Linked DNA regions of Homo sapiens: region 1 is linked to region 2. The links are chromatin loops, found by intact Hi-C in ENCODE. Cell type or tissue: CD4-positive, alpha-beta T cell. All regions are shown on one strand. Each heading gives the region's core, and the rest is flanking DNA. Links, peaks and the distances in the headings are about the cores only. Region 1 overlaps TMEM131 (transmembrane protein 131). Region 2 overlaps TSGA10 (testis specific 10).

What was found. A loop is a pair of places that touch in the nucleus more often than their neighbours do. Peaks named below come from ENCODE experiments on the same cell type or tissue, not always from the same donor. Only the 100,000 strongest peaks of a DNase experiment are listed, where the experiment ranks them.
Region 1: it touches region 2 in a loop (3-fold over the local background); 3 of 110 quality-filtered maps call a loop at or near these places.

What each region holds. Positions count from the first base shown.
Region 1 is chr2:97,797,853-97,813,976 of GRCh38, forward strand. It overlaps TMEM131 (transmembrane protein 131), which reads right to left. Exons shown (of 41, transcript NM_015348.2): 15 at 16,119-16,124; 16 at 14,787-14,897; 17 at 14,569-14,703; 18 at 13,276-13,380; 19 at 11,836-11,922; 20 at 7,699-7,851; 21 at 7,524-7,599; 22 at 7,236-7,353; 23 at 4,800-4,938; 24 at 4,576-4,685; 25 at 4,043-4,109. Among named protein-coding and RNA genes, the nearest start is that of ZAP70, 92 kb to the left of the region's middle. In CD4-positive, alpha-beta T cell, for the core only: CTCF peaks have their summits at 9,057 (motif pointing right) and 9,257; a DNase peak (open chromatin) is centred at 9,069.
Region 2 is chr2:99,055,745-99,071,128 of GRCh38, forward strand. TSGA10 (testis specific 10) reads right to left here. Exons shown (of 21, transcript NM_025244.4): 15 at 13,144-13,254; 16 at 9,195-9,380. Among named protein-coding and RNA genes, the nearest start is that of C2orf15, 78 kb to the right of the region's middle. In CD4-positive, alpha-beta T cell, for the core only: CTCF peaks have their summits at 10,578 and 11,143; DNase peaks (open chromatin) are centred at 10,457 and 11,067; H3K27ac peaks cover 1,023 bases.

The sequences.
Region 1 (16,124 bases), core at 5,091-13,090, 1.3 Mb before region 2:
ACCTAAGATGATCAGCTAGACACATTAGCACAAAGCAAACACTTGTGGAACCAATGCCAGCACCCCAGGCCTCCTGATGCTTCCCGCCACTGCTCCCCTCTGAAGGGGACCAGGGCCAACACCTCAGGCCTCCTGCCACTGCCACGCCACTCCTCCCCTCTGAAGGGGACCAGCTGAAGGGTCTTCAGGCTGCACCGAATGTTTAAATGTAAAAAGATTTCCAATTCCTATACATTTCTCCTTGAATCTTATTTTGAAGGTTACACACGCTTACTGTTTCATAAACACCCAATGATTTAAAGTTTAAAGCATAGCTTAGTTTAATATTCAAAATATGACTTTTTGACAGCCAGTTATAGTTAAGGTTGAAAAACATTTGCTTTTTTATTACAAAAACAGTCACAGGTCACATATAAGGATATACCGTTCTGGTTTTTAAGCAACATTAAGTGTAAACTTTTTTGAGGGAAGGGTTGTCAACGCTTGGCTATAAACATCCACCAGTTCTTCATGGCTTCTGCTATCATGGAAGGAGGGTGCATTTTGTATTGTTTTCTACTCCCCCTGGCATAGATCGGTGTGTGTTTCACACATAGAGATCTAGCTACTTGCTTCAGCATGATTCCACAAACATTAACTCAGAGTCAACAGACTTTATGAAGCACATTACTTTTAATTCTTGCTTCTGAGGTAAATACGGTTGTCTCTGTACATGCCAGAGATTGGTTCCAGGATTCCTGGCATAACCAAATCTGCGATTTTTCAAGTAGCAGTTGGCCACTGTGGAATGTGCCTACAAAAAGTAGGGCTCTCCATATATGCAGTTTTGCATCCTGAAAACTGTATTTTCCATCTGCACTTGATTGAAAAAAATGTATGCGTGCGTCAGCACAGTCGAAGCCTGTGTTGTTCAAGTGTTAACTGCTATTTTTTTCCTTTCTGTCAAAGTCCACTAAGACAGAAGAATATTCCAACTGCTTCAAGATGGTTGGTGAGTAATTTCCCTTTTAAATCAACTACTCTGATTAACTGATGGACACAATGATGTACTATACATATATTCCCAGCAAGCACTAGCTAATTTAAACTCTCATGGTTTGGGGAAAACTTTAAGATGTTGTGATGCCTCCCGTATACCATTCAGGACCTTAATAATTTTATAGTGGTGGTTCTCCAAGAGTGACCCTTGGACCCCTGGGGATCTCAGGGATCCTGTCAGAGTATCCACCACGATGTCAAAACTATTTTCATAATAATACCGATAGACGTTATTTGTCTTTTTCACTATGTTGGCATCTGCACTGATGGTCAGCAAAAGCCATGGAGGGTAAAACTGCTGACCCCTTAGCATGCATCAAAGCAGTGGTATCAAACTTTCCTAGCAGCCATTGTGTTTTTCAGTGTCATTCATTTGTATTTAAAAAAAAAAAAAGTCCTCGATTATGCCATAAAAACTTCAACCCTGGAGCATGTCTTTAATATTCTGTGGGATACAATGGGAAGTATGTAAAAAGTATTTCTACAGCTACCATGTTGTTTTGAAAAGCTGTTTGAGATGGAAGCTGAACTAGCTGCTTTTCTCATGGAACACCGTTTATGTCTGAAAGAATGACAGACAGTCCATGGTTATTCAGACTTGGGCATCTGGCAGGTATTTTCACAGAAATAAGTGAGCCTACTGAAGTATTTGTTTCTAATAAAATTCAAGCTTTTGAGCAAAATTTAGGATTTTGGATAATTTGTATTCACCATTGTGAGCATGACAGCTTCCCAATACTTCAAGAGTTTCCTGATGAGCCTGGTGGTTAGATTAGCGAGGATGATTCATTTTTGGATAGTGCATAGTGAATTGTGGCAACATTTGTAAGGTCTGCATGTCTCCGTGAACCAGTATTTTCCAAAAGACTGATGTACAGTGTTATAAATAAAAAGGCAACTAAAATACTCCTTCTTTTTGTAATTACATGTCTGTAGCAGGTTAGATTTTCATTACATACTTCGATCAAAACAATATATCAAGAGAGACTGAATGTAGAGGCAGATATGAGAATCTACCTGTCTATTAAGTCAGGGAGCCAGCCATTAAAGAGAGTTGTAAAAATTAAAAAAAATCCATTCTCCTTGCTAAATGATTTTTTAAAATATAGGTAGTTTTCATTTTTGATGTTACCTATGTTGAATGGAATAGGTTTATTATTATTTTAAACAAATTAAATCACTATTTTAAAGATCTTCCATGCCCGGCCTCAGTTTCAGTTTCTAATATGGCAAAACACTGATGGATGTAAACCAGAAACCTCTCTGGGGTCCTTAATAATTTTAAGACTGCAAGGGAGTCCTGAGACCAAGTATTTTGAGAACCACATTCTATAGCACTGTAGAGATGCCTGAGATAGAATTTACTCTAAGCTCACTCTAGGACCTCCTCCTGAATTTCTTATTTAGAATACATTTCTGACGTCTAGAGTACTCTTACTTATTTTCCTATCTCTCACAGTGCTTAGTTCAGTGTTCTACATCTTGTAAATATGGCTTGTAGTTAATAAAATAAGAAAGTTAAATATTAGCTCACTTAATACTTATGTGAAATTTCTCCCTATTATAAAAGCAGAGTGGGCCGGGCACTGTGGCTCACGCCTGTAATCCCAGTACTTTAGGAGGCCAAGGTGGGTGGATCACCTGAGGTCAGGAGTTTGAAACTAGCCTGGCCAACATGGTGAAACCCCGGCTCTACTAAAAATACAAAAAAAAAAAAATTAGCCAGGTGTGGTGGCACGTGCCTGTAATCCCGCTACTCGGGAGGCTGAGGCAGGAGAATTGCACAAACCCGGGCAGCAGAGGTTGCAATGAGCTGAGATTACACCATTGCACTCCAGCCTGGGTGACAGAGCCAGACTGTCTCAGAAGAAAAAAAAAAAGAAAAAGAAAAGCAGAATGAAAGGAAGTTCTGGTTACTGAGCCTTCTAGATAACTTCCAATAACATTTGTTACTTTGGCATCTTACAGATGGGAAAAGCAAAGCACGAAAAGATTCCCAGAGCCGCGCATGAGGCTGGAATACAAGACTGTCTAAACTTTAGTCTAGTGTCCCAGCCATTATTTGACAGAAAAAAATACTACTTTGAATATTACTTTCTTATGTAAGCTCGCCTTAAAGACAGAGTTATAAAAACTATTCTAATAAGGATTGGGCTAATATATGCCTTACAGATTAAAACATGGAGCTATGGGAAAGAATACAGTATTTCAAGAACTACAAGGGATCTGGTTTGAAAAGGCTCATAGCAATTCCTGATCAGCAGTGACCACATGATACAATGGTAAGGGCAAGGCTTCTGGAATCAGAGAACCAGATTTGAATTTGGCCTTGGGCAGAAACAAGGGCATGGTGGCCAAAAGGCTTGGACCAGTTTGCAGGGAGCCTTAGCTCCAAGTGTTAAGTTCCCAACACACACCCTTACATTAGGTCTTATTTAATAACGTGTGGTTAGTGGTTGCTCAGCCTGGCCTAAATAATAGAAAATAGTTTGGTTCCTAGAACAAACCAGTTTATGTATATGTTTATAAATAAAAGATTATCCATTGAGTGAAAATCATGCATATTACCATGCTAAATACAAACACAGCCAGTCATGGGTTTAGCATTCATGGATGGCTTACAATTTAATTACAAAGTATCCAGAATGAAAATGTAAATGACTGAGCTCAATATTTTGATGCTTAATAAAAATCAATGATGTATTAATATTTACCTCATCTATATATTCTCAGAATTTCTGTAATTATTATTACAAACCTTCATGGGCTTAATGTTTAATGCCCATAAATACGAACCTTTTACTCAATGTGCCTCACCTTGATCTAAATCCCACCTACTCTTCCTGATTTATTTTGCCTCTGAAATAATTACTGGACTGCTCTGACTTCTTCAGTAACTTACCCTTCAGCCAAATTTAAGAGTAGCCAATAATTTTCTTTCATATTTATATTGATCATATTATAAAATAATTTCTTTGGAATAGTATGAAGTTTGAATACTTACACTGTTTCTGAAGACTTGAAATTCTAGTGTTCTCAAATCTATCTTTGCCACCTTACTCAAGTTAAACCTAAAACAAAAAATGTACACATATTTATTCATAAGCAACATCACAGTTAAGGGAGTTATGGAGTGATTATCAGGTGTGTGCTTTATTTTCAAATTATTGTCTGTCAGGTTTTGAGATCAATATGACCAGATTTATAGCCTTAAGAAAATTAAAGGCCACAACTTGTAATTAATATTTTGTTCACTTTTCAAAACTAGAATATTTGAAAGGTTTCATCTACTTTCTCTTTACACATTTTTAGAAGGGAGTTCCATATTACTTTTTCTTGCCTTATATTGAAAGTTTTTCTGGATGCTTTGCACAGTATCAACCTAAACCTCCCTAAAACCTTCTCTCAACCTTATAGATCCAGAACTTCTCGTCAAATCTATTAATCTGTATGAGCTGCAAATAAGGCTTTTTAAGTGAATAAAATACTAATTCAATACTACATAGAAACACTGTGATGATCCCAAGCAATACTTACCTTGATACTAACTTATCTACAAACACTGAAGGGTTGGAATATAAAGCCAGAGGAATAAACTGAACATAGACAGGAACATCTGCAGGATTTTCTAAAGTAATCTCTTCTTCCTTAAACAAAATAATGAAACATTAAATGAAAGATTTCTATAGTTAAAGCTAAGAGTAAATACTTTATAATCCTAGTATGTATTTCCAAAAACCAATGTCACTTTGAATACTTACTGAGGAGCAGTTTGTATTAGTAAGTGGAAATTTCAAGTGCCGGGGTGAGCTAAGTATGGAAGGCCAGGAGAGCTCAGCAGTGATTTTTGATATTATATTTTTTTGAAGGTCTGTATTTACTTCAAATATAGCACTCAATCTAGAAAAACAATTTGTAAGTCACTGTATCAAAATGAAATATTTGAGTCTTCTGAACATAAGAAATTCAATTAGGCTTATGTACTTGAGAAATTTTTTGCTGGCCCTGAAAAAACACATTTATTCATTCTAATATTTTACTATGCTTGTAATGCTATATGATGTCTCTATATTGGTGCAAAGAGTTGCCAAAATATCTGTCACAGATCCTCTGTTTCTGTACTGAATATAGAAAGGATGATAAATCTTAGGAATAATACCAATGGCATTAATGTAATCCCGCGTAAGTTTCGAAAAACCTTTCCAAGTATAAATTCAGTAAGAAAAGCTGGCCTATAGTAGATAACCTATTTAGAAAAGGCAGGCATATAAAGATAATACATGATGTTACGCAGATCCTAAAGGATCTTATGTGCCTAGAGGAAAGATCTAGACATCTACAAGCAGGGTGCTAAAAACATTTTCAGTAGGACTAATGAGAAGGCAGTACATTGCTTGGCATATGGCTTTTTTCCCCCTTGATATAAAGACAAAACAGAGTCCTCAGATTCAATGAAGACATCAGTTGACAACAGAGGTAAAACCTACGAGGGTTTTGTGCAGACACATGTAAAGTTTTCAGCAATATTCAAGACCTCATCTGAATATCTCCCTACTTATAAGTGTGTATAAGCCAGTTGCTTAGAACTCAGAACACATTCCCAAAGACACAATATTATAAATGGAGCTAAGATTCCTGGGACTAAACGCTGAAGCATATTTTAACCCCTAACTCTATTGTTGTAGTGTTATGATACTCTAATACTGGTAAGAGTACAAGTTTATATGACTAGTAGCAGAAATCCTCTGTAACACACACATAACAAAGTAACACAAAGGCAGGATCAGGGAGAATATCACATCTACTGTGCACTCAAGATAGACAGGGAGCCAAGGTCTTAGCAATGGGGTGCTGGGGACACAGAGAGGAGGGCAGGCTTTTTGTGGGTAGGAGGTGAAGAGGCCCCTTAGCAGCTGAGCATAGGACAACACTGTAAGTTATTTGTTCATAACTGGACATTAACATTTGGGGCTTGCTTGTCCTTTATAATGTCCACTGTGGAAATACAGGGTACAAAGGAGAGTTTTAATTAGTGTTCTCTTAGCAAGTCCATTAGAGGAAGTCTCTTTTGTATTCATTTTAACCATCTTTTTAAAGTAAACATTCGACTTTCTTTTGCCTTAAGAAAACTTTTCATAGCAGAGAGTTCAGATAAACAAACCCTCCAATTATTAATGGTTTGAGAATTTACAGTACTCTTAAATGGGAATATCCTGATACTAACAAATATATTTCAAATTAGCAGCTTGAGAAGAGCAGTTTCCATCAGCTGCCATACTATCATTATTCTAGTCAAATTCTTTTCTGAAGTACATGAAAAGATCAGATTTCTATACTACCAAATCAATACATTTTTTGTTTTTGAATCTGGGTGCAGTATTGATTTGTCATTAGATGCACATTTCCTACCTGCCAAAGAAACACTGTGGGGCCTGTCTGAATGGAGCCCTGTGTGCTCCCGAATAGCTCAGCACTTAGAAAGGAAGGGGGTGGGCTGGGCACAGTGGGTCACGCCTGTAATCTCAGCACTTTGGGAGGCTGAGGTGGGTGGATCACGAGGTCAAGAGATGGAGACCATCCTGGCCAACATGGTGAAACCCTATCTCTACCAAAAATACAAAAATTAGCCAAGCATGGTGGCATGTACCTGTGGTCCCAGCTACTTGGGAGGCTGATGCAGGAGAATCACGCCACTGCACTCCAGCTTGGTGACAGAGTGAGACTCCGTCTCAAAAAAAAAAAAAAAAAAAAAAGGAAGGAGGTATTCTTTTCACAATAAGAAAACAGACACTCTGGTCTTGTACCAAGTGCCTAGGTGGGGGTAAACCTAGAAAATGTTTCCCTTGCCTTTAACAGACATCAGTGGTAGGTAAAAAACTTTCTTTCCTATGCAAATGGATGAGTCTAAGGTGAATACTGTCGTCATCCTACATAAGAACAACTTCAAATATTTTCTTGGAGTGTAAGAAATATCTAAAGCACCACAGAAAAGAGAAAAATGACAGTATGTATATTTCCAAGCAACATACAGTTAAAATGGCAATTTAAGATGCCTCACTAATAACTTTCTGAAAATTAGGCATTCTTTCTTAGCTATAAAGCAAAATAATCTAACATAAGAATATAATTTAGAAAGCATTATGTTTCAATAGTCATCTTGTAAAGATGGCTAAAATAAATAAACATAAACCACTCACCTATGACCTGAATTTTCCTTTATTCCTGTCCATCCCTTGAACAGGCTTTGATGCAAATCCCAGTCAGCATCCCACATATCTTCCTGCATGGCTACACCAGGCTGCACTTTGGGTTCAGCTAAAACAAGGAAACATACTTAACCTGCATCTATACTCACTTGTCAATTTTCCTTCAAATAATTTCTATAGTAACAAAAGACAGCAATGTACTTTAAAAGTGGCGGCCTCTTACTAAAAGAGTATTTTGGGGGAAGTGAAGACATGAGAGAGAACAGCAAGGTCACTTACATTTGGATAGAAAAGGCAAGCCAACATAGCAATGATCCCCACACTGTAGTCCAGGATCAAAATAAATGTTTGCAATCTATAAAGAGGCACAGGAGAACCATGAATCCCAAATCCACAGGAGGTCATAAAACAAAATGTTAACCAATGGGAATTCTCAAATATAATATCTTCAAACCTTTGATTTTTTTCCTGGCTCCAAGTCTTCCTTATTGCCCCGTAATCGTTTATAGTAAAATCGCACATCTTCTGACAAAGATCGTATTTGCTGTATTTTTACCTTCTGTGAGAAGGAATTCATAATATTTAAACTTTGATGAACTATTTTCCCCTGAAGGAAGAAAGCAAAGAACAAACTCATTTGTATATGGTTAAATTTTCTTAAGATCACAAGTTTCAGAGTAGACAAGCATACTTCTAGGAAACCAAAGCCCAAAAGACATCTTAGAATGTTCATCAATTGATAATCTTTAAATTGTAATCAACAGCCAAAAAACCTCACCAAAAAACTTTTTTTTCTTGCTGTGGCATGTTACAGAAAAATCAGGAGGACAAATCTTTGCAATCTTGTGACAACTGATTGACGTTAACATTCACACTTTCATGTTAAGATACTGAGGATGCCAACAAAGGTACAAACAGAGATAGCTTTAGATAAAGGGAATGGTTACTTTCAGTTTGGTAAGCAAGGTTTGTTTACACCCAGGCAAGAATGCCCTGAAATCACTGAATTCTAAAATCTAAAGCCAAAGGGGACAAAATCACAATTTTTTTTAAAAGAAAGTCTCTTCATTAGGAAAAATATATGTCATTTGTATCAAAGAGAAATTACACATCTTTTGAAATTATGGGTTGTCAAGTATCTTATTAAAACAGTACACAAGCTGGGCACAGTGGCTCATGCCTGTAATCCCAGCACTTTGGGAGGCTAAGGTGGGTGGATCACTTGAGGCCAGGAGTTCGAGACCAGCCAGGCCAACATGGTGAAACCCTGTTCCTGCTAAAAATACACACGAAAAATTAGCAGGCATGGTGGCACACACCTGTAGTCCCAGCTACTGGGGAGGCTGAGGCAGGAGAATCACTTGAACTCGGGAAGCGGAGGCTGCAGTGAGCCGAGATCGTACCACGGCACTCCAGCCTGGGTGACAGAGTGAGACTCCATCTCAAACAAACAAACAAACAAAAACCCCAGCACACAAATAAAACTGTTAAATAACCAGCAATTGCTCTTACCAGTCACAAGCTTCTGTCTGTGACAGGGTACCAAATTTTAAATTAAAAAATTAAATAATTTACGTAATCCTCCAGAAGAATATTACAATCTTTCTTTTGGCTGAATACAAAATTTTACTTTTTGTAGATTCCTACTCATTTGAAGAGGTCTCTGAAATGATTAAACCCACTTTTTAAATATTTGGAATAAAAAATACAGAAGTGAAGAGCGTGCACAGGAAAAAGGGCGCAATGACTGTGACACTGAGGCCAGCGCTCCTCATTTACAGCCCAGTGAGGCTAAAACACCCGACAGCCAGCAGAGGGCGGGCATGCAGCTGCAATGCCGACAGGAGCCCTCGGGCAGTCACCGCACTTGGCGTACTTGAAATAACTACTTCCCTCGTGCCTTGTCTCTTGGGGGTGTGGGGGATCAAAAGAGCTCACAGATATAAATGCTGCTCTCACAATTCTATTCAAATATTAAGCTATGAGTTACATGAAATGTTTATTCTGAGGTATTGTTTCCAGTAAGCTCTAGTATTCTCCATCTGATAAAGAGATTGACAGGATTTGGTAATATAGAGGTAATTTAGAATTCCAAGCAAGTATCTGGTCCTGTAAGCCTCCTAGAGATATCTGAAAGCTTAATCTGAAGCAGTTCAAAACCAACCCCTCTAAATCTCATGCTGAAATGTGATCCCCAGTGTTGGAGGTGGGGCCCTATGGAAGGTGTCTGGGCCACAGGGGTGGATCCCTCATGAATGGCTTGGTGCGTTCTGACCTCGTAGTAATGAGTTCTCATGCCATTAGTTCACACAACCACTGGTTGTTAAAAAAGAGCCTGGCACCTCCCTCTCTTCTCTCTTGCCATGTGATCTTTGCACATGCCAGCTCCTCTTTGCCTTCCAATATGAGTGGAAGCAGCCTAAGGCCCTCACCAATGCAGACACTGGGGCCATGCTTCCTGCACAGTCTCCAGAACTGTGAACCAAATACACCTCTTTTTTAAAAATAAATCACCCAGCCTCAGGGATTCCTTTATAGCAACACAAATGGATCCAGACCAACATCTTGTTTTTATACACATGCTTTCTCATTTATTCCACTCATGGGGCTTTTCACTGTGTCATCTGCTGTCTTCTGAACTGAACTTTTCCCTGCCAGAGTTTACGCAGAGATTAAGGACATCATTGATTGAGAAGGTAATGGAAGGAAGAAACATGGCTCTTTTGGATAAATAACGAAGAGTTTAGTATAGTCAGTACAAAGTGGAATGACAGGAAGATGAGGATTTAATTAAGACCCAAACTTAAATGTGATGAAACTAGTAATTCAAAGTTTGTATTTTTAAGGAGTTAAATATTGAATTCAGGTTTTACTGTAAGGGTTGAGTATCCCTTATTTAAAATGCTTGGGGCCAGAAGTGTTTTAGATTTTTTTTTTGGAATATTTACATATATATAATGAGATATCTTGGGGACAGAACCCAAGTCTAAACATGAAATTCATTTATGTTTCATATACATTTATATGCATAGCCTGAAGGTAATTTTATACAACATTTAAAATAATTTTGTGCATGAAGCAAAGTTTTGACTGGAACCTGTTACAAGAGGTCAGGTGTAGAATTTTCCACTTGTGGTCTCAAAATGTTTCAGATTTGGGAACATTTTGGATTTCAGATTTTTGGGTTAGGGATGCTCAACTTGCATACAGCATTAAGATTTTGCAATGTCTTGTTTCTCTTAACCCACTACTGTCTCCTACCACTAGGATGTGAGACACTTTTACATCTGCCCTGGTATTCCTGAATGGACTGCACCATCTTCTTGCAAAAGGCAGCATCTTCTCCTGGTTTTCTCATTTGTTTTGTCTTTGTTCTCCAGGCTCAAACTCTAAGCCATATTCCTGCCTCCTCTACCCACCCTCCTCCCCATACTTGTTTCAGTTTGTATGACCTCTTTAGGATATAAGCACAGTTCAAATGATTCACCTGCAATGTCTCTTGCCTATGTTCCCTCTCCATCATTTGTTCCTTCATCCATACATTATGTACTAAGTGCCTGCTATTGGGAAGAAACGATCTCTCATCCGTTTCCTAGAGGATCTCAGACTCTCACTGGGGAGGCCAACTTATAAGGAAATATTTATAGCACAATACGAGGCTTGCAGCAAGAGGGGTAATTTCAAAGTATTCTAGGATCACACATGAAACAACCAGTATTGTCTAGAGGAGTCAAGAAATCTTCAGAGAGGAGATGACAATGGAATTGAATCTTGAAAGACACGCAGGAGTTCTTTGAAGGAAGGACAGGAGGAAGGGCATTCGAGGCAAAGAAACAACAAAGGCTTGGAGGTATGAAGGGACTTTACTGCCTCAGCCACAGCCATGCGCTCAAACTCCCCTTGGCACTTTTCACATGGACTCTGGCCAGTCTGCGGGTTGGCCTCCAGGCACTCTATTGTTACTTTCATCTGTGTCCTCTATTTCTTTCTGCAGAGAGCCAGTCTTTAAAGCTCAGCTCTGATGATGTCAAGTCTTCACTCAAAAACTTCATATTCCCATGAACTTAAGTGCATTTAAGTTTTTTCCATGTTATCACCCCCACAGACCATTCCATTTTCTCTCTTAAAACTTTTCTCAATTCTTGCCAAACTGGACAACTCACTATTGCCTGAACCAACTTCAGACTTTACTGCCTCTGCATCCCTGTTGAGCTTGCGCCCTGGCCCTAGATTCACGTCTCTGCCACCCCTTCTCCATCTCTGTTGGAAGAAATTCTAAGCTGGCTCCCATAGCCCCTGCATCAGTGAGACGTGTATTTCCCTCACAGCACTTTATTTTCACTCCTCTTAGGGCAACTTCTACATTCCGCTTTATAGCTCTGAATTGTGGGTCCATTTCCCTTTCTAGATAGAAAACTTTTTGAGGAAAAGGACTGTATCTCTTTACATCTTCTAAAGAACCTGGTATAATGTCTTTAAAATAAATGACTAATAAAGAATAACTGACTTTACTCTAAGATTCTAGGAACACAGAGCTAAAGGCAAAGGCAAAAAACGAGCAATAGAAAAATGTGTGTATTAATGGTCTTACTGGAAAGGAAGGTGGAAGAACCACGTGCTTAGGGAAGCAGGTCAGTGAGCCTACTGCAATCACAGCCTTCACAGGGATTGTCAGGATCTGTGAAGTCAAGAAGATGATGATAGATAAGTAGTTAAGACTTAGCCTGATCTTGATAACTATTGCATTATATTTTGGGGTTAACCTAATTTTGGGACTAATATTGACAATAACCAGCTCCATACCAATATTAAAATCACCCATAGATACTGTTTAATCTGTCCAATGTACTCCATAAAATGTAATGAAATATAACACATTTCCACAGATTTCTCAGTGATTCATTGAAAACACGTAAAAAAGACTAAACAACGGGGAAGCAATGAAGACAGATTTTTTAAAAATACAAATATTTTTGTATTTCAAAATACAAATAATCTATAAAAATAGATTATTTTAAAAAAGAAAGTCAAACTGTACTCCTAAAACAATGTATGTAAAATCCAGCATATCTAGAGTTATATAGCTTTTTTTTTGATACAGAAATAGACATCAACCTAATTTTTAAAAATGCACTGAACATTCTAGAGTTAGAATCCCATCCCATACTGTTAGTAACTCTCAAAGCTACTTCTCTAGGGTATTTTTCTTAATTCTTATTTTCACCCATATTAACAAAAATTTATCTGAATTCTGAAATGTACTTATTTCTGTCATGAGTGATAACCATGAATTCCTCACCTGACATACTCTCAACAAATCATTTATTATTAAATGGCCAATTCTGTTTATTTTATAATTACATTTTTTTTCCACGTGGGAGTTGTGTCCACTGAAAACATCTATGAGGGCAAAGGTGGTAAGTTGTTGAATTTAACAGTGCTTGACTTTCCTAAGAGCTTTTAGATATACAATTAAAAACATTTAGGTCTGGCAGAAATACATCCATTCAAAATCTTACTGAATGCAAAATAAGCTCCACACAGAATATTTTAATTAAAAGCTTAGTAACCTTTAGTCCCTTGACTTTGAATGACTCATGAAAATATAAATGTGAGCACTCAGATTAGGACATGATCTCCTGATTTTATCTTCCTTTTCAGAAATGTTAGACCCTGACTGCTATTTATGATTGTAGGAACAATCAGAGGTATCTAACTCAGGACACTCAGCTGGGGTCTGTGCAATGATATAACCATCTGTTTAAGCAGGTTTCTAACAAAGCAATTCTAAACGTGCTAAAGGCATTCTTCTGAAGTTGCTTTTTAGGTTAGGAGGGTTGGGTTTTATCAAAAAACTATGAGCCTATGAACATCAATATTCTATAAACTATTCTCGAAAGCTCAGTTTTTAAGGTATGAAACTGGTAAACTGTAACTCTGAGTAAACTTAATTCTTTGGTTTCATAAAGACAAGAAAGGACTGACTTATTCAGAAAAACCCCACTGCCATGAATCCCCATAAAGTCCTTACCTCATAGTCTGTTGTGATCTGGATGGCTCCATCATGAATCCCCTCTAATTTTTTTGCAGTAAGTTTGACTCTGAAGACTGCAAAATAGCCTGAAGCTAATGTTACCTGTAGATAGTAGAAATGGTATCATTCATTAGCCTTGTTAGTTGAAGTTTCCTATTAAAATGGACATGAAGGGTGTAGCGATAAAATGACTAACAAATCCTAACATATACCAGTATGACACTGAATTACCATATCACTGTGTACAAATATCTCAAAATAGTGTCCATCCCTTGATATTTCTCTACTACACTTGTTCCATGGGCCACTGAAAAAGCTGGTTCCTGAAAGAGGGAGGGGTGTGGTCCTCTTGCTAATAAAGCTCCTCACTCTTTACCCATGGACCTGTATGGCCAAAGGGGCTGGAGCAGAGGGACACAGCCTTCCACCAACCTTTCAGGCACACTGGAGCCACAATTGTATACACAGCTGGCTCTGCTTCAAGCTGTGGATGTCACTCTGTAATGTTAATATTCATATCTTCAGGGCAGCTGAGGTCAGATATAACAAAACACCAGACCTATGGCATTCCACGGAAACGTGTTTGTCAACACTCTCTGTGTATAAGGACACTTGCTTTTCCTTTTGTAAAACTGCCCCAAGAAATTCTATTCTAACCTGCAGATGAGATTATCTGATGCTCCTTCTCACAGATTGTGATTCTAATTCTTTTCCCAGTAGGTATAAACTCCAAGTTCCCCTTTCAGTACTGGTGAGTGCTGAAACTAATAAATTTGTTTTCTCTTGTTTAGCGCTCTCTGACAACCAACTGTAACATGTTTATTAGACAGGTAAAAATATGTGGGCAGACTCACAGTGATCAAACAATGTTTGCCTCACTGATACTGAGGCAGTATCTGGACAGACGTATTATTGCATAATTGAAAATATTTTCTACCAATGTTCAGGGCCATCTCTTTTTCCCAGTAAACTCAATGAACACAAGGTTAGTTTAGTACCCATGGGAATCTCTCCTGTAATGACACTTGTGTTACAAAAAGATAATTAAAAATTTGTGTGTTATAGAACTTTTTATGACAAGGCAGAATTAAACCCCTTTGGGTTTCAGTGCCCTCATCATAAAAATAGGGGGTTGAATTACATTACCTATAAGGTCCTTTTAATAGCAAGTAACCAACACTATTATGAACTGCATAAAAATAATAGTGATACATGTAGCATAGCAATGATCTTCCACTTGCAGTTTAGACATCCATCTTACTTTAAGGAGACAATAGAAAGTTTACTTACCGATGATTGATCTGATAAAGAGGATTTTTCAAACTCTGGCAGGCTTGAAATTATTGTAGTTCTATTGCCTCTTTCCACAGCTACAAGTTCTATTGATAAACCGTCTCCTATGATATGCCAACTTTTTATAGCCAACTTTAAAAAAAGATATGAAAATGATTATCACAACACAAGCATAAAATCCTTAAATGTGATTTAGAATAAAAACAGGTTTTTACCTCAATTGGATTGCTGTTTATAATTGCAAATAAAATATTACTTGCTTCTGTAGCACTCAGTACTCCAAAATCTATGAAACGTTCCTCTATTTTGGGGGGCAATACAAAGTACTGGAAAGATATAAAAGAACCAGATTAAAAAAAAGTCACATTGATCTAACAATATTATGAAGAGAAAGTAACTATATTAAAGATGTATTAAAGTTCCCCCCAAAATTAGCTGGGCATGGTGGTGTGCACCTATAATCCCAGCTACTCGGAAGGCTGAGCTCAGGCAGGAGAATCGCTTGAACCCGCAAGCCAAGATTGCACCACTGCACTCCAGCTTGGGAAACACAGCGAGACTCCATCTAAAAAAAAAAAAAATTACAGTTCTATGCTTTCCTATGCTTTTGTATATATGCATAAAACCACACATTTATACGACATAGTTGAGGGCTTTGTATGACGAAAGTCTTTTGAGTAATCAGAAATGAAAACAGCCATGGCTTCTGCTGAGTTGCTATTCTTCCTCTGAGGGCACATGAAAGAGGCAGGAAGCTAAACTACTAAGAGAGGTTTAGTGGAACCCTAGGGGATCGGGCAAAAAGCATGTGGTCTCAGCAAGCATCACCAATGATCACTGAAACAAAATAACTGAAGCAGGAGCGAGACATTACTGAAGGTCCCTCCAGCTCTAAAATTCTAATCGATGCCAACTATTTAAAGGGCTACATTTCTAGATGTCCTAGCTTTCTTTTTATCTTTCCTAACAGTTTTCTCTCTTATCTAAGCTTCTTTCATTGATCACTCTCAAGATAGCTTTGTTTGGAATTTTTCCCCCTGCTTATTTTCTGTACCAGGAGTACCTTCATTGTTTCCTTCTGTGTCATATATAATCTTCCAACTTTGCGTCTTTACTACCTTATTTTCTTCTTTACTATCTGATTCTCTTCTTTGTCCCGATATTTCTTGGTTTTGATCATCTCTTCCCTACGTATATCCCTCTTCACCTTCCTTGTATTATTCTTTTTCTACCTATCATTTTTCTATTTAGTTCTTTTCTATATTCCCCATTATTACAATAGTTTAAAAGCATATCCAAGAGAAAGCAGAATGTGGAAAAGATCTAAGTAGAGACTGTAACTAGAGAAGTCAACTGTATCACAAGAGAGAGCTGCCAGAAAAGGTAAAAACTAGTTACCTGGAAAGGTAAAAACTGACTAGGAGAATTAGATCAATTTGCAGAGCACAAATAATGGCAAACCGTATGTAACACGACTGCCTAATAAGATCTGAAAACATTAAAGGTGGGCAGGGAGTTTAAATGTTAAAGATGGATAATATACTTACATCTAA
Region 2 (15,384 bases), core at 7,219-15,218:
TTTGGAAGGCTGAGGTGGGAAGATCTTGAGCCCAGGAGGTCAAGGCTGCAGTGAGCCGTGATTGCACCACTGCATTCCAGCCTGGGCAACAAAGCAAGACCCTGTATCCAATTAACAAAAAAAAAAAAAAAAAAAGGAAGAAAAGAAATTACTGAAATAAAGAAAATAACAATAGTCGGCCAGGCGCGGTGGCTCACGCCTGTAATCCCAGCACTTTGGGAGGCTGAGGAGGGTGAATCACGAGGTCAGGAGATCGAGATCATCCTGGCTAATACGGTGAAACCCCGTCTGTACTAAAAATACAAAAAAAATTAGCCAGGCGTGGTGGTGGGCACCTGTAGTCCCAGGTACTCGCGAGGCTGAGGCAGGAATATAGCGTGAACCCGGGAGGCAGCGCTTGCAGTGAGCCGAGATCACGCCACTGCACTCCAGCCTGGGTGACAGAGCAAGACTTCGTCTCAAAAAAAAAAAGAAAATAACAATAGTCAACACAACCAAGTAACCAAGTTAGTTTCTGAAAAGATCAACTAAATTGACAAGTCTGTAGCTAGATTGATCTAGAAAAAAAGACTCAATTAATAGAATCAGAAATGAAATAATGTAGTAACGCAATCCTTACATACTGCATTAGTAGTAATGTGACCTTACTGAAATGAAATAGATTATAAAAATACACTATAAACAACTGTATGCCAATAAATTAAATATCTTGGATGAAATGAACAAATTCCTAGAAAACACAAACTAGCAAAACTGTCTCATGAAAAATAGACTATCTGTATAGATCTATAACAACAAAGAAATTGATTAGCAATTTTAATACTGCCCATAAAGAGGTAATTTTAAAACTTCCCATAAAACTTCTCTACCAGATGGCTTTACTGGTAAATTTTTACCAAACCTTTAAAGAAGAATCAATGCAAATTCCATACAAACTGTTTTGAAATACAGAAGAGGAGGAAACATTTTCTAACTCATTCTATGAGGCCAGTCTCACTCTGATATTAAAAACAGACAACACATTACAAGAAAAGAAAATTACAGACGCTCCTAGAAATACACAAAATCCTTCAAAAAAAAAAAAAAAAAAACTAGAAAGCCAAATCCAGCAACATAAAAAATAATTACATACCATGACCAAGTGGGATTTATCTAAAAATGCAAAGTTGGCTTAGCATATGAAAGTCAATTAATGTAATATACTATATCTATAAAATAAAGAAAAACTACATGATAATCTCAATAGACACAGAAAAAGCATTTGACAAAATCCAACACCCTTTTTGATAAATACACTCTTCAAAGTAACAATAAAAGGGAATTTCTTCAGTGTCATAAAGGTTTTCTATAAAAAACCAACAGCTAACATCATACTTGATGGTAAAAGATGAAATGCTTTCCCCCTAAAATCAGGAACAAGATAAGGATGCCCCTTCTGGACCCTTCTATTCAACACTGTACTAGAAGTTCTAGCCAGGGTAGTTAGGCAAGAAAATAAAATAAAAGGCATCCAGATTGGAAAGGAAAAAGTAAAAACTATCTCTATTCACAGATGACATGATCTTTGATATAGAAAATCCACCAGCCCAGGTGACAGATATAGAAAATCCTAAGGCATTCACTAAAAACTTTTAGACTTAATAAATAAGTTCAGCAAGGTTGCAGGATACAAGATCGATATACAAAAATCATTGTATTTTTATACACTTGCGATGGAGAATCTGAAAATAAAAATAAGAAAACAATTCTATTTACAGTTGCATTCAAAATAATAAAATACTTAAGAATAAAATTAACACAAGAAGACCTAACTTATACTCTGAAAACAACAAAATATTGTTGAAAGAAATTAAAGATCTAATAAACGAAACTACACCTTGTGTTCATGGATCAGAAAACTTAATATTGTTAAGACAGCCATATTCCCCAAATTGATCTACCAGCTCAGCATAGTCTCTATCAGAATCCCAGGTGGTTTCTTTGTAGAAATTGACAAGCTGATCCTAAAATTTATATGAAAATTCAAAAGTCTCAGAATAGCCAAACAATCTTGAAAAAATGAAAACAAAGCAGGAGGACTTTCACTTTTCCATTTCAAAAGCTACTACAAAGCAATAGTAATTATGCCAGTGTGGTACTGATATAAGGATAGACATACAGATCAATGAAATAGAATTAAGAGTCTAGAAGAAGCCCATGTGTCTATGATCTATTGATTTTTGATAGAGGTGCCAAGACCATTCAAATGGTGGGGGGAGGGGAGAAATAGTCTTTTCAACAAATGTTACTAAGATAACTAGATGGACACATGCAAAAGAATGAATTTGGACCCTTACTTCATACCATGTGAAAAAAAATGAACTAAAAATGCATCAAAGACCTAATGGAGGGTTTGGTGGTGATAAAGGGTACAGTGATTCTTTTCAAAGTGATGAAAATGTTCTAAAATTGATTGTGGTGATCATTACACAACTCTACGAACATCTAAGCACTATTAAATTGTATACTTTAAGTGGATAAACTATATGGCATGTTAATTATTCTCAATAAAGCTGTTACAAAAAATAGCAACACAAAAATATGTAGAATACAGCTAAAGCACTGTGTAGGGGAAAATACATACCTTAAATGCTTAGAAAAGAAGAATGGGCTAAAACCAATGACCTAAGCACCTACATTAAAATACGAAGAGAAAAATTAAACATATATTATTTAGAAGGAAAGAAATAATAAAGAGAAGAAATCAATGAAATAGAAAACTAGTTCATTAATAGAGAAAAATCAATTAAATTAATACTCCTTCTTTGGAAAGATAAACATAAATGATAAACTTCTGGCTAGACTGATGAAGAGAATAGAGAAATGCTACAAATTACCAATAACAAGAATGCAAAAAGGAATATAACTACAAAGTAAGAACAAATTTGCCTACAAATTTGACAACTTAGATGAAATAGGCAAATCCTAGCGAAACAGAAATTACCAAAATGACCTAAGAAATCAGAAATCCTGGCTGGGCATGGTGGCTCACGCCTGTAATCCCAGCACTTTGGGAGGTTGAGGTGGGTGAATTATGAGGTCAGGAGTTCGAGACCAGCCTGACCAACATGGTGAAACCCTGTCTCTACTAAAAATACAAAAAATTTGCTGGGCATAGTGGTGGGCACCTGTAATCCCAGCTACTCAGGAGGCTGAGGCAGGAGAATTGCTTGACCCAGGAGATGGAGGTTGCAGCAAGCTGAGATCACACCAGTGTGCTCCAGTCTGGGCAACAGAGTGAGACTCTGTCTCAAAAAAAAAAAATAATATATATATATATATATATTTATATATTTTTATATATATATATATATGCAATCTAATAATGTATGTTTAAAAATACATCATGACCTTGCACCACGAGTGCAGCCTGGGTGACAGAGCTAGACCATGTCTCAACAAAAAACAAAACCACCATGACCTACTATCCAGGAATTATTTTTTAAAGCAATGTATTAGCCAGTTTAACAAACTAAAAAATTAAAGTGATATGACCATCTCAATAGCTGCAGAAAAAGCATTTGATAAAATTTTATACCCATTCATGATACAAACTCTAAGTAAACTTAGGCCAGGCATGGTGGCTCATGCCTGTAATCCCAGCACTTTCGGAAGCCGACGTGGGCAGATCACCTGAGGTCAGGAGTTCGAGACCAGTCTGGCCAACATGTCAAAACCCCATCTCTATTAAAAATACAAAAAAAAATTAGCCAGGCATAGTGGCAGGCACCTGTAATCCCAGCTACTCGGGAGGCTGAGGCAGGAGAATTGCTTGAACCTGGGAGGCGGAAGTTGCAGTGAGCCGAGATCACGCCACTGCACACCAGCCTGGGCGACAGAGCAAGACTCAGTCTTGGGGGAAACACACACACACAACTTTAAGTAAACTTGTAAGACAAGGGAATGTTTTCAACTTGACAAAATGCTTCTACAAGCCCGGCCAACATGGTGAAACCCCGTTTCTACAAAAAAATGCAAAAATTAGCCAGGCATGGTGGCACGCTCCTGTATTCCCAGCTACTCAGGAGGCTGAAGTGGGAGAATCCTTTGAACCCAGGAGGCGAAGGCTGCAGTGAGCCAAGACTGCGCCACTGCACTCCAGCCTGGGCGACAGAGCGAGACCCCATCTCAAAAAAAAAAAAAAAAAAAGCTTCTACAAAAAACCTGCAGCTAATATCATATTCAAAGATGAAACACTGAGTCCTATTTCCTTATGGCTATATATGAGGCAAAAAATATCCACTCTCACCACTTTTATTCAATACTGATATTTGAAGTACTAGGCAGAAGAAAAAGGCGTTCTGAGAAGAGTAAAAGAGAAGAAGTAAAACTATCTTTATACATTTAAGTCATAATTGCATACGTAGAAAATCCTTTTAAAATCTACAAAAACCTACTAGGACTAAAACATTGAATTTAAACAATGTTACAGAATAAAAGGTCACAAAATTCTATTCTACTTTTGTGTATAGGCTATCAAAACCTGGAACATAAAATTCAAGAATAAAATATCATTTTTACAATGGCATTGTAAAGACTGAGATATTCTATAAGAGCCATAAAAAACCCCATGAGATAATATGGGATACATTTAACAAAATATATTTAATACCTATACACTGAAAAGTACAAAACATTGTTGAGAGAAATAAAAGACCTGCCTAAATAAATAAATGAGTGGATACACCATGTTTATGGATTGGAAGACTCAATATTGTTAAAATCTCAACTCTTCCCATACTGAACTGTATATTCAAAATAATGCTAATCAAACCCCAAGTAGGTTTTTTTTCTGTAGAAAATGATATGCTCATTCTAAATTTATGTGGAAATGCAGAGGACCCATAGTAGCCAAACATTTGAGGAAAGAACACATTTGGAGGATTTAACTAACTCATTTCAAGATCTACCATAAAGATATATTAATCAAGTCACTGGGTTACTGGCTAAGGATAGATGTATACCCAGAAGAGAGTATAGAAACAGATCCACACATATATGATCATTTGATTTTTGTGAAAAATTTGTAGATAATTCAATGATGAAATAAGTCTTTTCAATAAGTGGTGCTGGATACCTTCATATCTGTATGAGAAAAAATGAACCTTGACCCTTATCTTACATCATACACAAGTATTAATTCAATTGTAGCATAGATCTAAATATAAAATCTAAAAATATAAAATTCCTAAAAGAAAGTCTATGCACCTTGGTGCATGCAAAGATTTATCAGGACATAGAAGTACAAAGTATAAAAAGAAAATTGGTAAACTGGACTTCATCAAAAATGTAAAACTTCTGCTCTTAGAATGATTTTATTAAGAAAACAGAAAGGCAAGCCAATGACTGGGAGAAAATATCCAAAATCTAAAGTGTTCAAAAAATATCTACAATTTAATAACAAGAAGATAAACATGCCAATAAAAAGATGGGCAATAGATTTGAACAGCTACTTCACAAAAGAAGATAGACTCATGACCAGTAAGCATGTGAAAATCTGTTCAACATCATTAGTCGTGAGGAAAAGGTAAACTAAAATATGAATGTGATAACCTTACTCATCTATTAACAATACCAAGTGTGGGAGAAGATTTAGAGCAACTATCACACAGTGCAAGCGGGAGTGTAAACTGATATAACCACTTTGTTTTTTGTTTCCATCTCCTCCAGCATTTATCCTTTGTGTTACAAATAATACAATTAGACTCTTTTAGTTATTTTTAAATGTACAATAAATTACTGTTGACTATAGTCACCCTGTTGTACTATCAAATACTAGATATTATTTATTCAATTTGTCAGGTTTTTACAAAGTTAAGCATACTTACCATATAATCCAGCAATTCCACTCCTAGTTATTTATCCAAGAAAAATGAAAACTTACATGAACGCAAAGACTTGAACACAATGTTCACAGAAATTATATTCCTCACGGCCAAAAACTAGAAACAACCTGTTATGGACAAAACTGTGTCCCCTCCAAATTCATACGTTGAACCCTAACCCCCTAGTGTGACTATATTTGGAGATAGGACCTTTAAAGAGGTAATTAAGGTTAAATGGGGTTATAAGGATAGGATCCTAATCCAACATGACTGGTGTCCTTATAAGAATAGGGAGAGACACCAAGGATGTGCATGCACAGAAGAAAGGCCATGTGAGAATGTAGCAAGAAGGCAGACATTTGCAGACCAAGGAGAGAAGCCCCAGAAGAAACCAAACCTTCCGGCACTGTGATCTTAGATTTCCAGTCTCCAGAACTGTGAGAAAATCATTCAGAGGGAAATAAACAAATCCACAGTTACAGAGGAAGATTTTAACATGTCTTTCAGTATTTGAGAGATCAAGAATACAAATATAGTAAGGATTTATAAGACTTGACTGACACTATTAACAAGCCTAATCTGTAAATATATATAACATACATATATGTGTCCACCAAGAAGTGAGCACAGATGCTTTTCAAGGTCATGTAGAATATTATCAAATATTGATTACATAATCTGCCACTAAGCAATTCTTAGCAGATAACAAAGAATTAATTATCATAAGCCATTTTATCTGATCACAATATTAGAAACATTAGACAATAAGATATTAGACACAACAAAGTAAAAATAGACTAATAACCTCAAGTCCCCTGCACATTGGAAAGTTTTTTAAAACTTCAGGTCAAGTGTGGTGGCTCATGCCTCTAATCCTAGCACTTTGGGAGGTTGAGGTGGGAGGATCACTTGAGGCCAGGAGATCAAGACCAGCTTGGGCAATATAGTAAGACTCCATTGCTACAAAAATATTAAAAATTAGCTGGGTGTGGTGACTCACACTTGTAGTGTTAGCCACTTGGAGGCTGAGACAGATGGATCACCTGTGCCCAGGAATTGGAGGCTGCGGTGAGCTATGATTGTACCACTGCACTCCAGCCTAGGAACAGAGTGAGACTCTGTCTCAAACAAACAGACAAACAAACTTTAGTAATTAAAAATAAATCATAATGAAACGAGATGATATTAAAAACTGAATGGCAATGAAAGGATTATCTCAAAACTTGTGGGCTGCAGGTGGCTGCACCCAAAAAAATAGAAATTTCCAGTCTTCAATGCATAGAAAAGAAATAAAATCATGAAATCTGATACATTTATTCTAAAATTCATCTGAGACAGGTTAATAAGGACCAAGTACAGTCCAGATAATTTGAGGGAACATTAATTCTTCCAGATATCAAGACTCAACATAAAATTATAATAGCTACAAGAGTGTGTTATTGACAAGGGGATAAATTGACCAATGGAGCAGAATGTATGGGAACTTATTTTTATGACAAAGTAGACTTGACTTATATTTCAGAGAAGAAAGGACAACGGATATCTATTCACAAAAATAAAAATTATATGTCTACTTCGAACTGCACAAAATCAATCTCAAGCAGGTTAAAGTCCTAAATGTAAATGGCAAAATTTCACATACTTTCAAACATTTAGAAGAACTTTTAAATGAAAATATAGGAAAATATCTCTCTGGCCTTGGGATTGTATAGGATTTCTTAAAGAAGACATAAAAGTATAAACTATATAGGAAAATATTGATAATAATTCTGAGTATATCAGAACTGAACATGTCTGTTTATACTGCAAGGAAGGTGAAAAGACAAGCCACAGACAAGGACAATATAATTGTAATATCTTTAAGAGGATTATTATCAAGAATACATAGAGAATTCCGTTAAAAATCAATATGAAGGCAGGGTGTGGTGGCTCAGGCCTGTGATCCCAGCACTTTGGGAGGGCAAGGTGGGTGGATCATGAGGTCAAGAGATCGAGAACAGCCTGGCCAACATGGTGAAACCCCATCTCTACTAAATACAAAAAAAAAACTAGTTGGCCAGGGTGGTGCGCACCTGTAGTCCCAGCTACTTGGGAGGTTGAGGCAGGAGAATCACTTGAATCTGGAAAGCGGAGGTTGCAGTGAGCCAAGATCACGCCACTGCACTCCAGCCTGGCGACAGAGCGAGACTCCATCTCAAAAAAATATATATATATGAAAAAGATAAGCTATGCAATAGAAAAATGGCCAAAGTTTACAAAAATTTCATTCAAGAGAAATTCAAGAAAATGTTCATAGAGGAAGAATCCTAAATGGCAAAGAAACATGAAAAGGTCCTCAATTTCACTTGCAATCAAGGAAGCACAAGACAAAAAGTATGGAAAAAATTGTCTGACAATATCAAGTATTGATTCACATTTGAGAAAATAACTCAGGATTTCTTATGGCAGAATGACACTTTAGAGAGCAATTTGACAAAAACTTAGAAGAGCTGAAATTGCACATATCTTGGATCTACTCCAGGCATATAGCTTTTTAAAATTCACTTCCAGGCATAAATATAGGGAAACATGTAGTCAAGGAGAAATGTAAAAGGTTTGTTGCAGTGTTTTATCACAGAAAAAAGTGAAAAAAAATTAACTTTCCTTCAATATGGGAATGAATTTTAAAAAGGGAATATTTATACAATGAATATATGCAACTGTTTGAGTAAAGCAGTACACTATATATATATCAAAATAGATGTGTCAAAATTATAATATTGAGCAAAGAGGGCAAGTTGCAAATGAATATCTCCAACTATGTTTGTTTTCACTTAAATAAAAACCAAAACATACCAAATAACATTATACATTATTTGTGGGTGTAAGATTGTAGAAAAAGTATAAACATATGCAAAGGAGTTAGACACACTGACAGGAAAGTTATGCACACCAGCAACTAGGGAGGTAGGAGGGAAAAGGATGAGAGAAGTTTTATCTGTAATGTTTTATTTCTTTAAACAAGGAGACATTTGAAGCAAACATGGCAAAATGTTAGTATCCTTACATGTGGGAGCTGGGGATATGTTTATCTGTTTTGTTACTTTTGCACTTTTATGGTATGTTTGAAATAGTTTCTAATTTTAACAAATGCTAATGATTGTTCTGGATGTAGGGTAGATAAGAGATTGTAGAAGAATCAAAGTATAAGGAGAATGGTTAGCATGCTACAATTCACAGTACATTTAAATAATTTACGTGTTTGTTCATACATTTAATTTATGGAAGGCCAAACAAAACTCTTTTAAATATGATGCAGGATGTATTATAAGCATATTTTTCCAAACTTACTTGCTCAACCTCTCTGTTGAGGGAATCTACTTTTTCTTTTAATCTGTTACCCTCTGCCTCAGCAGTGATAAGTTCCAGTTTGAGGGTATTGTTATCTGCCTCTGATTGACGGGCTTTATTTTCCCAGTTTTCAGCATCTTCATTGGCTTTTCGAAGTTGTTCCATCATTTGCCGGTTCTCAGATTCCTGAAAAGCAAACTTTAGCTATTACTTTAAAATGCTGAACATATGATAAAAATTAAACATTATTATCCAAGTCATTGGGAATTCACTTGCCATGAGAAGCGTTTATAATAGAACCCTGAGGAAATATATCTATACTCTTAGTTTAGAAAACAGGTCATCCTGTAATTAACAAAGACTGCAATCAGCATCTGCCCTGGCTCCTGAGTAACACTCAGTGAACACTAGTAAATAGTAAATTTAGGTAAATTACTCTTTTCTTCAAGACCTGAATGAATTTGTTCTTATATTTCCTTTTGTTTGAAGTCCTCCACAGCCTGCTTTTCCCATATGTCTGCTTACTGACTACTTGCTGGTCTGGATTCTGAGCCTCTGACCTTTCGTACTGGTGTATTCCCTTGTTCTTGACCAATTTACCGGGCTGTGCTGGCTACAGAGCTTCTGAGTACTTGCATATTTTAAATGTCAGCTTCTGATAATTTCCTGTCTGGTGTCTGCCTTTTATTCATAGCCCCAGCCTTAATTATCTTGATCATGAACTGTTCTATGATTATCTTTTACCTGCTAGTCTAGTAACTTTCCCTGCCAGTCTAGTAACTTTCCTGAAATTGCTCAGAAGTAAACTATCAAACCTATGCCAATAAACACTAGTTGTAAATATGCATTCATGTATAAATTGAGCATACAATAAGAACCAGATTTTTTGAACTTTCAAAATTCTATCATGAGCAGAGTAACTGAAGTAGGGTCTGATTTCTAGTAGGGAAATAAGGAGGGAAAAAAATTCAGCTCCACAAACAATATAATAGACCGAGTAATCATTATTAGGCTATTTAAAAAAATATTTTATTATGGTTTGGTGAATTCATTCTAAAAAATTAGTTGTAATTTTGGTAATTTTTTAAAAGGCACTAGATCTCTTTCTCTCCTGTTAATAAATAGTGCACGTCCCTATCAGAAATCCTGGGCTAAATAAAATGACCAAATTGCAATAAATAATGTCTAATACTCCTTTCAAATCAGATAAGCCATTTCCTGATTATGTTTACTGGTGGAAATTCAGCTAATATTGCCACCTTGTGGCCTCTAATGTGAAAGATCTTTGCCAAGTCTGTGTTAGTCAACAATATACTAAACTACCTTATTGGCTTTCAAGATTCAGATACTCCAACTGTGTCAGCAGGAACCTGATATGTGTTTTCCATGATTGTACTAACAATCATAGTTGTGTACAGAGTATGTACTTGGAGGGTGCTTGTACAATATACTTAAACGAATTGTATTCACATTGATCTTTACCCTCTTTAACTTTGTGCAGTACTTACTGTCTATGTCATTCACTTAAAACTGCCTTACAGCTTTGTGTTGCTAGGTGTGGATGTAAAGCCTCCCTGATAACACCTTGTATTTCTCTAAAGCAGGAACCATTTTTATATTAAATTTAGTTCTGTGACCAGGTAGTACATTATTCAAAGTGAAAAGGGATTCCGTAGAATGTCTCTCCTGTCCTCCAACCACCCAGTGCTCCCTCCTTCTTGGCAAGCAGAAAGCATATTTTACCCTTTTTCATATCCTCCCATAGAGGCCAGAGCAGTGTTGAGCATGAGAGGCAACACTATAAAGAAAATGAAACTGTTCTTTGGTATTCTCTATTTCCTGCTTTCAGGATCTCTTTACTTCTATATGGTGCCTCCCCTGTATCCACAGCTCCCTCTGGCCACCCACAAGTCTCACTGCAACACTCCGTAGGCCTCAGCTGGAATCCTTTGCATTTCTTGCCTAAATTATGGTTACAACCTCTTCTAACTGCTCTCTCCACTTCTGATTTTGTTACCCTTCTGGTTTATTCTTGACGTTTCCAAAATAAACTTCCTAAAAGGCAATCCTTAAATAACTTATATGTTTTAGTTCTAACAAAAGCTTCTGAAAATAGGGTTCAAAGAAGGTCTTTCTTACCTCTCCTTTATCATCCACTTGTACACACTACTCTACCTACAGGACCTACTTTTTCCCCTACACCTTTGCTCATGTTGTTCCCACTGCCTGGCAGTCATTCTGTTTCCTCTCCATTTTTCATCTCTGGCACTCCAGCACCTAGCACGCTGCATGAATGAGTGAATGAATGAAGTACTCCACACTTCTTGATGGTCTATCCCTATCAAAATGGATCCGTGGTTCATTCTCTCCGGGCCTGCATCCATCCAGTGTTATGCAATCTCATAAACAAATTCATACTAGGATGCTAAAATCCCCAGCACTTCGGAAGGCCGAGGTGGGAGGATCACTTGAGCCTAAGAAGCTTGATGTGTGATGTCTGAAAATATAATTCTAGAATCTAAAAGTTATAATCCCTAATGGTGGAATTTCAGGTAATGTTACTAACAGACAAGGGAGATAAAGGGAAGTGTTTAACACTGGCTGAAAGCTTACTATGTTAAATGTTGCTCTGGGGTGAGTGCAGTGGCTCATGCCTGTAATCCCAGCACTTTGGGAGGCCGAGACAGGTGGATCACTTCAGGTCAGAAGTTCGAGACCAGACTGGCTAACATGGCGAAACCCCGTCTCTACTAAAAATACAAAAATTAGCCGGGCATGGTTGCATGCACCTGTAACCCCACCTACTCAGGAGGCAGGAGAATCGCTTGAACATGGGAGGCAAAGGTTGCAGTGAGCCACGATTGCACCACTGCACTCCAGCCTGGCAATACAGTGAGCCTGTCTCAAAAAAAAAAAAAAGTGTTGCTCTGGATATTCATTTATTTATTTCTGACCTATTCTAGAATAGATTCAGATGGCTCACTGTGCTAGGTGTTTTAAATTATCTCACTTACTTGGGTGTTCTTCCCGATTACAGATGGGAAGAATCAGAGAGGCTGAGTAGCCTGCATAAATAAAAAGCCTTTTGTTCATTTATGGTATTACATTGCTGGAACCTTAAAATCAGGAAGTGTAGGAAACCACGTGCTTTTCCTACACAGGCTGCTTGCTGCCTGAAAGCAAGGATTGCAATTTAGAAATCCTTAGAATCTCTTCTGTCTCAAAGCCCTTAACAGTACTATGCATACCATAAATAAATGTTCAAGATATGTTTGTGGACTGACATGAAATGATAAAATAGTATAGGTGGATTGATTATTATAATAGGTATAGTGTTACCTACATACCACTCAAACCATTAATGGGAACATCCTCCCTCAATTTTAGATAATATTTTACCTAATAGACATATCTAAAATCCTCAGTAAAGCTGCCTGTTTATTCCTGAGTTGCCACACATGCACCACACTTATTGGAGTCATCTGATGTCATGTACATGTGCCTGGTCAAATGATTGCTAACAGAGAAGTGTGAGGAGAACCATCTGCCTTGTGGTCCTAAAAAAAATAGATGGTCCCATAACAGGGTAACCAATTCTGATCTGCTACATAATCAGGTGGAACCTCTTTTGTCAGAGGTTTATAACTGGAAACCCCACCACTTTCAATTAATTATAAGCGAGGTCAAATTGATTTTAGCCCTTTGTCCATCATCCAGTTAGGAAGATTCTGCTTGTCTAGAGTGGCAGAGTTGCAAAACAAAAGGGGCATATTCTCCAGGCATCTTTCTGAACATTCTAAATATGTAGTTAACCCACCATTGTCAAAACTAAAATATACTATGTATTAAAGAAAGCTTTGATTCACCTGTCGTTCTGAGTATACCAACTTCTAAATTAACTCTAGTGAAAACTAAGTATCATGAGCAAAAAGAAAAAAAAAATACATACTTCAGACTTTAATATATTCTTCAGCTTGTTAACCTCCAAATTAGTATCTTGAACCTTCTGTTTTATGTCATTAAGTTCATTATGAGTGTCATTCAATTTTTTGGACAGTGCCTACGAAAAAAAGATAGGTATATTTGACTATGAAAAATAAAAAATTTCTATATCTCAAAAATACCATAAACAAATTTTTAAACACTTGGAACAAATAAAATTAACATACCTAATATATAAACTCATATAAAAAAAGAAAACACATAAGCCCAATAGCAAGTGGGCAAATGACCCAAATAAGCAATTCAAAAAAGGAAGCATAAGTAGGTAAGACCTGAAAAAAACTCTACTAGCAACTGAAGATATGCTAATTAAAACAACACATTACTATTCTGCTTATCAAATTAATAAAGATTTAAAGCTATTCAGCTATGGTAAAGAATGGGCATTTCCATGTACTACTGGAGTAAATGTAGATTTGCAGAAAGCAAATCTGTGATCAGGAATCTGGTGATGTATCAAGAGACAATTTTTAAATGCTCATAAAAACAAGAAAGACAAAAATGTTGATTATTTTTGAAGGTGGGAAATGGCACATGGGGATTCATTATATTTGAAAATGTCTATTTACATTTTTTTAATTTAAAAAAGAAACCTCAGCTGGGTGTTTTTCCTGTAATCCTGGCACTTTGGGAGGATCACTTGAGCCTAAGAGTTTGAGACCAGCCTGAACAACATAGTGGGAACCCAACTCTACAATAAATAAATAAATAAATAAATAAATAATAATTAAAAAGAAACCTGATAATCTGTGATTCACTCTGAAATGAAATCTAATAAAATTTAATGAGATGCTGTCATTAAGGCATTTGTTACAGTGACAATATTTATTCACATTAAGTGAATCATGCAGTAAATAATAGTATATCTACATAGTGGCATAACCACATAATGGAATATTACATACCTGTGAGAAATGTTTGGAATGATTTTTAATAATACAGGGAAATATTTGCCTATGTTAAGTGAAAAAAAAATCGTGCTAAAACACAAAAATACCTCATTATCCCAATTTGTTAAAAATTGTGGTATCAAGGATAAATTTTTTTTAAGTTTCCACTTTCTCGTCTTCTGCAATACTGGTTCTTAACCTGTGGTCCACAGAGAGAGACCTCTCTTCTACCTTGGGCCTATGACCATAACGAAGAAAAAACTACTTTTGAGCATATGTAAATTGTTATGACAACAGTTTTCTTCTGATTATAAAAAATGTTTACAAAGTTTGAACAAGGCAGGAAAATGCTTACAATATTATAGTAAGCTAATAATAGCTATAAAATATTTATTGAGTGATATACTGGACAGTACAGTAAGTGCTTTCCAGGTATAGTCTCACTTATTAACCATTTTTACAGATGCTACAGAGACTCAGAGAAGTTGGTTTATATGATCACACACGCAGAGAGCAAGATTCAACCCATGTGAATCTTACTCGACTCTACTGCCTCTTCATGTAGAAAAAAGCATGATCTAAAGTGATAGGTGATTTTATCCCACTACATTAGAAAATGTGTATAAAAATAGTGTTAAAATTTTTAAGTGCACTGTATAGCAATTAAAAAAATATGTCAAATATAACAGTAACTGAGTATCAAAAACATGGGGGCTTTTCTAAACTCTTAACTTTTTGTTTAGAAAAAAGACTTTCTATAATAAGCTTCTATTTCTAAACCAATCAAAAAAATAGAAACTAAATTTCTAGGTTTTCATAAATAAGATATATCCACCTTTAGCCCATATGCTCTAGCTGTAAAGAGTACACAAAGGCAAACCTTACAAATTCCCATGTTTTGGTTTTTATTGCTATTCATTAATTTTTTAAATAAACTTTTAGAATAGTTTTAGATTTACAGAAAAGTTGTGAAGACATTATAAAGGGCACCTCTATTGTTAACATTTTACATTAGTATGGTGCATATGTCACAATTAATAAGCCAATATTGACACATTATTATCTGAAGTCCATACTTTATTCAGATTTCTTTCCTTTTTTACATAATGTCCTTTTTCTATTCCAGGATCCCATTATTCATTTACTTTTAAACAAAATACTTTAACATCTCAGATAATTTTTTATGATTAACAAAGTATTACAGCTTTATAGCTGTTTAAGTAAATTAATAATCTTCAACAGTTAAAGAACACAGACTTTCAGGATGCAAACTAAACACACTGAAAGTGATACAAAGT